2 separate regions of the Homo sapiens genome follow, and region 2 is linked to region 1. A link is a loop called in an ENCODE intact Hi-C map of the cell type or tissue named here. Cell type or tissue: Caco-2. All regions are shown on one strand. Links, peaks and the distances in the headings refer to the core of each region. The heading gives the core; the rest is flanking DNA. Region 1 overlaps LINC00607 (long intergenic non-protein coding RNA 607). Region 2 overlaps LINC00607 (long intergenic non-protein coding RNA 607).

Region 1 (5,498 bases), core at 234-5,233:
TAGCTAAAAAAAACTGGAAATTGCTGTAGCATAGAGGAAGAGAGGACCTGGTCTCTAGTTAAGTGATAGATAATTCTTCTTGTACAATTAAGTGTCTTTCTTTCTTTTTTCTTCCTTCCTTTCTTCTTTCTCTTTTTCTTCCTTCCCTCCTGTTTTTTCTTCCTTTCTCTCTCCCTTCTTTTCCTTTATGTTTTCTTGTTTCACCTTTTCCCCTCAAATTGTAACTAAATTATCCTATCAGAAATTAGATTTTTTAAAAAAGAAATAGTTGCTGTTTGAATCTCTGGTCTATGTTTGGACAGTGCCATTGATAGAGAAAATCTGCTTTAGACATATGCTTTAAATTTTTGAATATTCTAGAGTCCTTGTCAAGGGCAGTTTTGACTCTGTCCCTTCCCTCATTCTCCCAGAGGACATTTGGCTATGTCTTGAGGCCATACTGGGTTGTCATGACTGAAATGGGGAGATGCTCCTGGCACCTGCTGAGTAGAGGCTGCTAAACATCTGCAATGCACAGAAAAGCACCCCCATAACAAAAAGTTATTCAGCCCAAAATGCCAGTGGTGCTGAGGTTACAAAACTGTTGGCCGGGTGCGGTGGCTCACGCCTGTAATCCCAGCACTTTGGGAGGCCGAGGCGGGCAGATCACCTAAGGTTGGAAGTTCGAGACCAGCCTGACCAACATGGTTTGAAACCCTGTCTCTACTAAAAATGCAAAATTTTCTGGGCGTGGTGGTGCATGCCTGTAATCCCAGCCACTCGGGAGGCTGAGGCAGGAGAATCGCTTGAAACTGGGAGGCGGAGGTTGCAGTGAGCTGAGATGGTGCCACTGCAACAAGAGTGAAACTCCATCTCAAAAAAAAAAAAAAAAACGAAGAAGAAACTGTTTCAGAGATTTCTTTAAGTATTCCTGGATCTTCACCTTAGGCACAGAAGTTACAAAGTGAATTAGGAAGTTTAAATAAACATGATAGCTAACGTTGAGTTCTTGCTATACTGCAGGCATTGTTCTAATACTTGTAGTTCTCATAATATTTCCATGCAGTAGAAACAAGTAGCTCCATTTTACAGATGAGAAAACTAAGAAACAAAAGTTAAGTAACTGGCCAAACAACATGTAGGTATTAAGAATTGTAGCCTTAATTCTTGATTCTTGAAGAAGCACAAAGGGGTGGGTTTGGAGCGTAGAGTTTGTTTGAGTTGCCACCTCTACTTCCGAAATTCATTGACTCATGTGAACAAAATTACCTTTTTATCCATTGTATTTGTGGAAATATTCAAAGTTATATACTTCGGTATTTATGTTGAACACACAATTCTGACTACTGTTAATTCAGTGATACATAATACTTGTGAATAATTTAGGCTTCGGGGAAAAAAATCAATGCAAATATTTTTTTCCAAACCCTGAAATATTCAACATGAAAGATGGAAATGATTATGAATTATGACTTCTTCTCTATTGTTACAATTAATAGTTTTTATATTTATACTGAAGCCACGATGCTTTCTTACTGCTCTCATTAATTTTAAGACTTATGGAGAAAAAAACCCTCAAGTTGGAGGGACAATTTCTTGTTTTCATCATTTCCCTCTAAGAGGCCAACAGGATTATTGCTCAGTGGTTGTGTGGGCAGCTTAGGTCATAGGGCAAGGTCCCTCACAGGGAAAGGCAAGCCCATTATTTTTGGCCCAGTGTCTAAGAATATGGATCTTGAAGAGCTCAACATAAGAAAAACATCATTCAGGGTGTTTTCAGGGAAACAGATCAAGCTGAGGGATATAGGCCTTGTTCTCAGAAAGACTGCTTTGACTGTTTTGATGTTTCCAAGTTGAGTCTATTGTTTTCCTGTGTGATTTTCCTTGGAAAAAAGAAATGATTTCCATGGAGATGGAGAAGTTGGATGAGTGGATGAGCAATTGACAAATAGATGGGATGTGAATGCCACAAAAACAAATCTGGTTGTAATTAATTCCTGAGAATTCTAGAAAGCAGCTACAGCTATCATCAATGTGAAACTCTGGACTAAAAGCTCTGACACCAGATCCTCCTGTTTCCTTTAAAAAAGTCAACTCACATTTCTCTGATTCTCTTTGATTCATTTCTGCTGAAAAAGACCCAGAATTTGATATAAAACAAAGACACTTGTCCCTGAATCAGCACTATGAAACCTGAATAAATACAAAATACAGCTGATTCACTTTCTCTCAGTCACATTAAAAAAAAAAGTAAAATCCAACTGGTGTGCTCTTCCACCCAAATGTGTCATATTCAATCCTTAAACTAAAAGGTGAAAAATGTAATTCACAGTCCACCAGCTTTCTTAATCACAGCCCCACCACTCCACATGGATATAAAAACTGATAAAAGCCAACAACCAGAAACTATCTGCAGATGTTTAACTTCATTGTATTCAGGTTAGTCATTTGCCAACAAAGTCAGATTGTCCACATTGCTATCTGCTTCCAATTCCCTGCCCTGCCCCAGTATCTCTTAAGTTCTCTTAGGAAAAGCAGTAAAGATGTCTCCCTGACACTAGGAGGGTGAACATAATCGCCTGAGAGGCCGACTATCACTAGCTTAACCTCAGGAAGGATTACAATGCACTTCACTCAGTTCATCTCTCTCTCCCTTTTAACTGAATTGTTAACTTGTTCATGTTTCTAGTGTTGGGGCTCAGAAACTGATACTCTAAGATATGGCACTTTGACATGCTGAACTGAAGGAGCCTCAAGGTCTCCCTGACCTTCTCCCCTTCCTATCTCCCAAAGCACAGGATAAATTTGTTCTCTGATGTTTCCTTATCTGCCGAAAAGTCTGGACCCATCAAAGAAGAAGACAATTACCCTAAGTTTTCCCTGAGTTTCCATTAACTCATCTCCTATCGCAGGAAGGAAGACTGAAATCTGTCAACACACCTGGACAGACTTTTGTCACAAACCATTGTCCACTCTGCAGGCCCAACAGACTTTGTCTCTGGCCATTGTATGTTCTTCAAGCCCAGTGAATTCCCCTAAAAATTGTTTTCTGTCCCTATAAAGTCACCTATACATCTCCATTTCCTTTTCCCCTAAGATGTAGGGTATATAAACACCTCTACCCCACGGGGTATGAGGCAATCACTCTGTGATTCTCCCTCGTGGATGCTAGTAATTTGTATGCCATTTCTCCTACTGATCTGCCTTTTGCCAGTTGATTTTCAGTGAACCTTCAGAGAGTGGAAGAGAAGTTTTCCTTTGGCCCCTATGCTAGGCATATTTAAAAAATTGCAGCGAATTCAACTAGTCATTATCCCAGAGCACTAAACTCAGCTAACCTGGAGGGCATGGAGTGGTAAATAAAGAACTTGAAAGAGGAAGAAGAAATCACACTAACATATCTGGTGTTCATTAATTTAAGGAACCATTGAACAGTGTGAACTGCATCATTCTTATCATCACCTCTTTTGTAGGTGTCATAGGCAACTCTGTAGGTAAGTTTCTCTAATCACATAAAAAGGAAATTGAACTATATTTGTGTTTTATGCATTAACCTTTTGTAAGGTTTATATATGAGCCAACCCATTTTTTTTTTAAACAAGAGTTAACTCACCTCACAAATAAACTTTTTTCTTGTGCCTAAGATTTCCTTAAAAGTACATAAGATATTGAATATTGAGTGGTTAGAACAGTAATGCCATTGTGCTGAGAAAGAGAAGAATGGCAGAGGGTGGGGCAGTGCTAAAGGAGAATTTACTGATTTTTTAATATTTAGAGCTTTTAAACTAAAGACACATTGTTTAAAATTTGCAAATCGATTTGAAATGCATTTAAGAAGAAGCCCTTTGAACATAGATGATGGTTTGGTTGTTCAGCTGTGTTCTGGAAATGCTTCTTCCCATTTCTGCCAGTCCAGACAACAGGTTTGCCTGGATTCTGCATATCCCTCTCTGCTCTCCCTGACAGGCCACAGAAGGGTCTAACTCAGAGCTGGCTTTACCTGATCAGTTCTGAGATTGTCAGGGTGTACCTGGCGAAGGCTACAGGATTTCCCACAAAGCTGGAACTTGTCTTCTATCCACACGTGATTTAACTGATTCCCACATGACCTTCTTCCCCTCTAAAAAAAGGAAGACAAAGGAAGCAAAAGGGCGAGGTGTTAGATCACCTCATGGAGCAGTGACTTTTATATGTCTTGATGATTGTTGTTATATCGTCAGTAGCAAGGTCAGTGCCTAGTACACCACAGGGACCTCATAAAAATTTGTAAAATAAAAATCAATGTAATCCTTACAATAATACTGGGAGAAATGAATTAACCCCAACTTACTAAAGAAGTTCCAGTTAGTGGAAAAAATGAGATTTGAACGTAGGCCTAGATCTTTCTACTACATTACATGTCTTATTAGAAACCCCTCCTCATCCCCCACCAAATTCAAGTTATTTCAAGAGATCTATTGAATATAGAGTTGTTCGTTTCTTTTCTTTTCTTTTCTTTTCTTTTTTTTCTTTTCTTTTCTTTTCTTTTCTTTTCTTTTCTTTTCTTTTCTTTTCTTTTTGAGACGGAGTCTTACTCTGTTGCCCAGGCTAGAGTGCAGTGGCACGATCTCCACTCACTGCAACCTCCGTCTCCCGGGTTCCAGTGATTCTCCTGCCTCAGCCTCCCAAGTAGCTGGGATTATAGGCACCTACCACCGCACTCCACTAATTTTTGTATTTTTAGTAGAGGCGGGGTTTCACCATGTTGGCCAGGCTAGTCTCAAACTCCTGACCTCGTGATCCACCTGCCTCGGCCTCCCAATGTGCTGGGATTACAGGCGTTAAGCCACTACACACGGCCAATTGAATATAGTTTTTCTATGCCACAGATTAAGTGATCTCTAGGCAAAAATGTGCAGATAATCCACCACAGACTAAAGTGGCCAACCAAATAACTTGGGTTTTAATAGACACTTTAGAAAGCCTCCTGCTCAACTTCCCACCCGATGAGGAAGCAAATGTATATTAGGACTTTACACAATGCCTGGCACACAGTTAAGTGCTTAAGAAATATTCATTCTTCACAATGCAAGGAGCTCGTGGTAGACTGTGGTCTCAGCCTTGGCCAGAGCACTTTCACTTACTATGTTACAACTTTGTACGGTGTTCTGTTCTAAGAAGGAATAGTTCTCCCTTGAAATGTAAACACCATGAAATCAGGGACTTTGTTCTATTCAATAATGTATTCCTAGTGCTAGAGGAGGATCTTAAACATGGCAGATGCTAAAAAAAATCTGTATTTTAAATGTATGGATAAATGAATAAACCATTGTTGGAAAGGTATTAGAAACAGTACCTTATTAGAAACAGTAGTTCTCAAGAAATGGATTGGGAATTCAGAGGAAGAGCTGGTACCCTATCATGGCAGGTGGCCCCTAGAAGAGTCATTTGAAGTCATGTGACCCTCTGGTAGATGAATGGTTCCCAAGCTGTGGTGTGGGTCCTCCATGACAGCAGCCTTGGTCTGGTCCAAATGACAT
Region 2 (5,265 bases), core at 1-5,000, 87 kb before region 1:
GGAGGGCTCTTTCATTTAAAACTCAGAGAGGGTAAAAAGCAGAAGATAACCTTTGAAGAAGAGACATAACATTACCCACCAAATGCCAGAATTTCTAAAGGAAGTTGGATCTGTTGAAAGGAGCCTCTGTGTTCCTAAGATGGGTTGGTTGGGGCCATGGAGGTCTTTGGTTTTATATTCTTGGTCTTGCCTTTTAAAGAGGAAATGCAGCTCCTGTGAAGCAATGGCCTGACATTGGTAGGGTTGAGGTTCAGAACTTGTTCAGCCTGTGGACCCTGGGATGACCTTGCATTAGTCATGTGTCTGTGGGCCAGCACCTCATCTCATGCCCCGTGGGAGGGTGGTGCTCTCTCTGAGGTTCATGTTTGGATGAATTACTAACCACAATGAAGCACCCTCTTGAATCAGGCTTCTGGATTGTGGAGCAAAATAAAAAAAGTGTCCTTCTCTCACATATTTTTCCATCAGCCCTGCTTGCCTGCGTGTGATCCTTTTATTTCCTCAGCTGTGGGGCAAAGGATCTATCACTCTTGTTCAGTATTTAAATACGGAAGACATTGAAAGGGTAAGCCCTCAAGCATATAAAGCCCCTTATAAAGAACATTGCCATTCTTGTGCTCTCAGACGTGCATGAATCTTTCAAGACACCTTTCATTTTCATATTTATTGGGCAATATGAAGTTTGTAATTTATTTTGTTGAATTGTGAATATATTTTTTCATGTATTGGGCTGAAGCACACAACATTGCTGATGTCTGACCACTTTCAGTTTATAAAAATAGCAATTTCATATGGTTCCCTCTAGGGAAAGTGAAGAGAAAAATCTGCCCAGTCTCCTTTCCCTTTAATGAATCTTTATTATCCTGCTGGTGCAGATTGCCTGACTCTCCAAGTATAAATCGGGAGGGAGGAGGACTAGCCTTGAGTTGTTGACTGGGTTGTCATAGCTAGCCTGGGCTCTGGAGTGAGGATGGTCAGTGTTGGGCACAATTAATTCATCCATAGAAGGAAAAGATGTTGAGCAAAATATCTCAATGAAGTAATGGATTCAAATGGTGTCAGGAACATCTAAACAGCACAGCAGTTGCTTCTACATCAAATGTGACATTTGGCATTGAGGGTAAGTTCACAGAGCCAAAGCTAAACTCAGGTCAGGATTTAACACTGTTAAACCATTTTGACATGTGGCTTTTATTTGTTAATGAAACCAACTGCATTTGACCTGCTAAACATTAGGAGAATGAAAATATAAGAAAAACATAGATCCTTATGGGAAAAAGATGCAAGTAGAATTATTTTCACTGAGTGGAAGATGGAGATGGAGGTGGGGGTCTGAGGATAGAAAAGAAAGTAAAAATATTAAACTAAGAGAAGAGTGAGGATAATTGCCAAGGAATGTAGCACCGCAAAAGGTCAGTGTGTTCTTGGATAATGCTAGTGGCTATAGCAGGAGGTAAGCATGATTAGAGGTGCTGTGTCCTTTCCACAGCACGCCTCCAAGGAGAGTGAAGACTCTAATCAAATGCCTGGTCTGCCAGAAGTAAGAAATTGGGTGACGTTGGGTAGAAAAATATTTTATAGGTTTGTGACAAATTGTCGTACCTCTAAATCCAATTCATAGCTTATATATATATACACAATCTTACAAAAAAATCAACCTAACAAAGCATCGATCCACATATATCCACATTTCCTTTCATGTGGACTTAGTTTTTGTTAAGCCTTAATCAGGTTTTAGTATTGCCTGTAAACAGATATCTTGCTGAATGTGAGAGCGGTTTCTAAAAAGAAGATACAGCCCCATTTCTGGTCTGTACTTTTCTGCAGCTTATATATATATTTAAATAAACCTAGTGTTACCAGTTTTGATTGGTCTATTTCTGCTGAATGTTCCTCAAGGAAGAATATTATTATTGGAAAGAACCTGACATGTACTGGTTGTGGAATGGAGGAGTGAGCGATCTGAACAAATAGTTAACTTATAATGGTTAACTGTTTTCCTTGTAAAAGTCAAGATAAGATATACTCAGCAAGCTTGTGAATTTTGAGTGCTGGGAAGTCCTGGATTCCTGCAGAGTCATTGTGAGGTTTGCTTTTATTGGCCTCTGTTTCCCATGCAAGGGACAATTGTATAAATCCCCCTCTCCCTGCACCCACCTCCCTCCCATGTTGGTTTAATCCTTAGGCTGTTTCCTGCCTGCCCCCCTGGGAAATGCTGGTAAGAATTTCTTAAGATAGAACTTCCAGGGTCTTTATCTAGTTCTTCTCCCAGGCCAACCATTGGAACTTTCCTTTTGGATATGTCTCATTTGTGCAGCAAGTTTAACAGAGTGTTATATGCAAGTTCTAACAGGCAATGCTATATAATGGAGCATCCAAGACTGATACCAGTGTACTGGCTTTTTAAAACCCTAGGCACAAAACCTCACTTCAAAAGAGGAAAAATCTAAAGGTAGAAAGACTGCTTTTGGTCAGGGGGCTAAGTTAGATTCCTCAAGTCTCACTGTACAGGCAAGTTTTCATTTTTGTTTAGGGCTGTAGAATAAATCTTATTGTGCCCAATATGGAAAACAGATCAAAATGTTAAAGGGGAGTGTTGTGGCTTAGAGTCTCACCCACTCTGCTCTTTTCATTTCTTCTACTTTCCTGGGAAACCTTGAAAGATTTCACAGAGCCCTTGGGGTTGTACAGAGCACCAGGGCAGAGAATTGGTTGGGCCAATATTCTCAAATATAGTAACTCTTGATTATTTTTATTAAGACCCACATGATGATGTAGATCTGTAGAGAGAGCAGATAATAAGATAAGTAAGATAAGAAGCATGAGTAACAGGCCTGGTTCAATACACTCTCAAGTGGCCGAGAAAGCTTTCTGACTTCTAAATATGTTGAACACTTTGTACAAGTGGTTTGTGAATGTAGGTTTTCTGAGAAAGATAAGTGAATAAAAAAGAAACAGTACCAGGCTTGGGTCACTTTTATCTCAGGAGGAAGAGGCTATTGTTCATCCATGGAAAAAAGGGCCGATGAGCTGCAATTTTCAGCCTAAACTCTCTTAAAGATGGCTGGTCAACTTTATGTCAGACACAGAGTTCTTTCTCCTCTAAAAACTCATCATTGATTTGGGAGACAAGACATAGACAGATTAAGTAGCTGACTGTCAATACACAGCAATCCAAGGTAAACACTTATGGAAGTGGCAGAGGTACCTGCTGCTGAAAAGATACTTGAGTGTTGAAATAGTCAAGGAAGCTTTTCTGATGAAAATATCCTATGAACAGAAATGGTTAGAGAGAGTTCGTGTGCTAACTATATTCTTTCTGTGAGGATTAGGCTAGGTGGTTAGAGGATACAAGTGGAGATAAGAAATCTTGGCCCTGTGGCGAGGCCTCTTGTGCACAGGAGAAATAAAACAAGCAGGTTTCATGGGTGGACTGGAAGCCATGGAACAGCCACGTCACATGGTAATCAGGAACCTCAAAGGACAGTTGTCTATGGTCCACCAGCAGCAGTGGCTCATGGGTGATTCTTCTAGGGCTGATCATTAACGTGACTCAGACTTGTTGTGAATGCTCATTTCTGTCTTCAGCTCACTTTTTAGAGCTTGACTGGTCTTGGTGAGGAGCCATTCTGGCCTAGTCAGTTGTGGACAAGTGGACAGATTCACATAGTACAGGCATAGAAATTTGGATGTCTGTGGCGCAGTGGCTCCATGCCTGTAATCCCAGCACTTTGGGAGCCCGAGGTGGGCAGACCACGAGGTTACGAGTTCGAGACCAGCCTGAACAACATGGTGAAACCTCGTTTCTACTAAAAATACAAAAATTAGCCAGGTGTGGTGGTGCACACCTGTAATCCCAGCTACTCAGGAGGCTGAGGCAGGAGAATTGCTTGAACCCAGGAGGTGGGATTTGCAGTGAGCCGAGATCACACCACTGCACACCACTGCACTCCAGCCTGGGTCACACAGCAGAGCAAGATTCCGTCTCAAAAAAAAAAAAAAAAAGAAAAGAAAGAAATTTGGATGTCTGCAACTCTTAAGGCTACTTCCTTCCTTCCTTGGGGTGCTGTGGCAGGGACCCCTTTAACAGTGCCTGAGGTCGTGGCACTGGCTCCCCACTCAGGCAGTATCCATTGTGGAATATGTGTTGTACCCCAAAGATCTACCTTATATTGCACACTTTTGGGTCAGGAAGCACTCACTAATTAATTCTGTCTTACTTTTCATATTTGTTTTTTAGAGGCCTTTTTTCTTAGAAATGCATATGCAAACACAATGTAAACATATATCAATGCCATTTTCTACATGATTGTCAGGATTTATTATATAAAAGGATTGACTTTACTGATATTCTAATAGAATAAATCTGCCTGTCTTGCATTCTTGAAAGATCTCCTAAAGGTAGCAACAAATGATGGGATCATTATTAAAGTAAGATGAATGTGTTGTCAGGGCCTTGGAGAAACATAAGCATAATACTACCAGGAGAATTGTAAGTTCTTAAAAATGGTCAAGACCCTCAAAGTCATCTTGCCCCAAACTAGGGAGAGTTCATAAAAATCATCCACTGCTACTGCAAAGCTTGACAAGGAGGCTGAGACTGTGCAAGCTCTCTCGGACAGAAATTTATGGGACAAATCTGAGCTTTTATTGGGAAAAGAGAGTGAGAAGAGCCTTTTACTAAAGAGAATCTTGAGGTAGAAGATGCCCCACGGGACTCTGTGGCTAAGGAGAGGTTACTTTTAATAAACAATAGTGACCAGGAAAATAAGAGGAGGTGGCAGACACAATTCCATGCTTTTGACCTTTCAGTATTAGCTATTCTGAACTTTGTTCCTTTAACATCTTAATTTCTTGTCAACATTTCCCCACCCCCCTAACCCCCGCTCCTCTCAAATTGCTCCCTTCTTTAATTACCTTGTATTTTTAATTTCTTTCATATTGTCTTTGTCTCCTGCTATATTTCCTAATATAAGTGTTTTAATTGCTTTGAAATATTTCTAAGACTAAGGCATTTTAGGAATCAACATATTCTGTGTGTGTGTGTGTGTGTGTGTGTGTGTGTGTGTCTTCAGCTCTCTTTTCTCCTCCCTCACATCCAATGCAGTTGTTCCTAAATTGTATTATTTTTACTTGAAGTGGCCTATATTTGTGACACTGTGGGTTTAGTATAACATAGATAATTAGTAAGTTAGTACAATTAAGTAATGACTTATACTCTCAATTAGTTATGCTCCTAATCCTCATCCTGCCCCTTTGTTTTGT

Evidence for each region. Hi-C counts contacts between places; a loop is a spot of excess contacts. Peaks named below come from ENCODE experiments on the same cell type or tissue, not always from the same donor. Only the 100,000 strongest peaks of a DNase experiment are listed, where the experiment ranks them.
Region 2: it touches region 1 in a loop (4-fold over the local background); 1 of 110 quality-filtered maps calls a loop at or near these places.

The regions. Positions count from the first base shown.
Region 1 is chr2:215,681,943-215,687,440 of GRCh38, reverse strand. The region is part of intron 5 of LINC00607 (long intergenic non-protein coding RNA 607); the gene reads left to right. It overlaps LOC102724861 (a long non-coding RNA gene), which reads right to left. Exons shown (of 8, transcript NR_187737.1): 6 at 5,315-5,498; 7 at 3,980-4,099. Among named protein-coding and RNA genes, the nearest start is that of LINC01614, 33 kb to the left of the region's middle. In Caco-2, for the core only: no CTCF peak of the experiment used is centred there; a DNase peak (open chromatin) is centred at 2,510.
Region 2 is chr2:215,769,011-215,774,275 of GRCh38, reverse strand. The region is part of intron 1 of LINC00607 (long intergenic non-protein coding RNA 607); the gene reads left to right. Among named protein-coding and RNA genes, the nearest start is that of LINC01614, 54 kb to the right of the region's middle. RefSeq lists an enhancer at 1,936-2,230. In Caco-2, for the core only: no CTCF peak of the experiment used is centred there; a DNase peak (open chromatin) is centred at 2,115.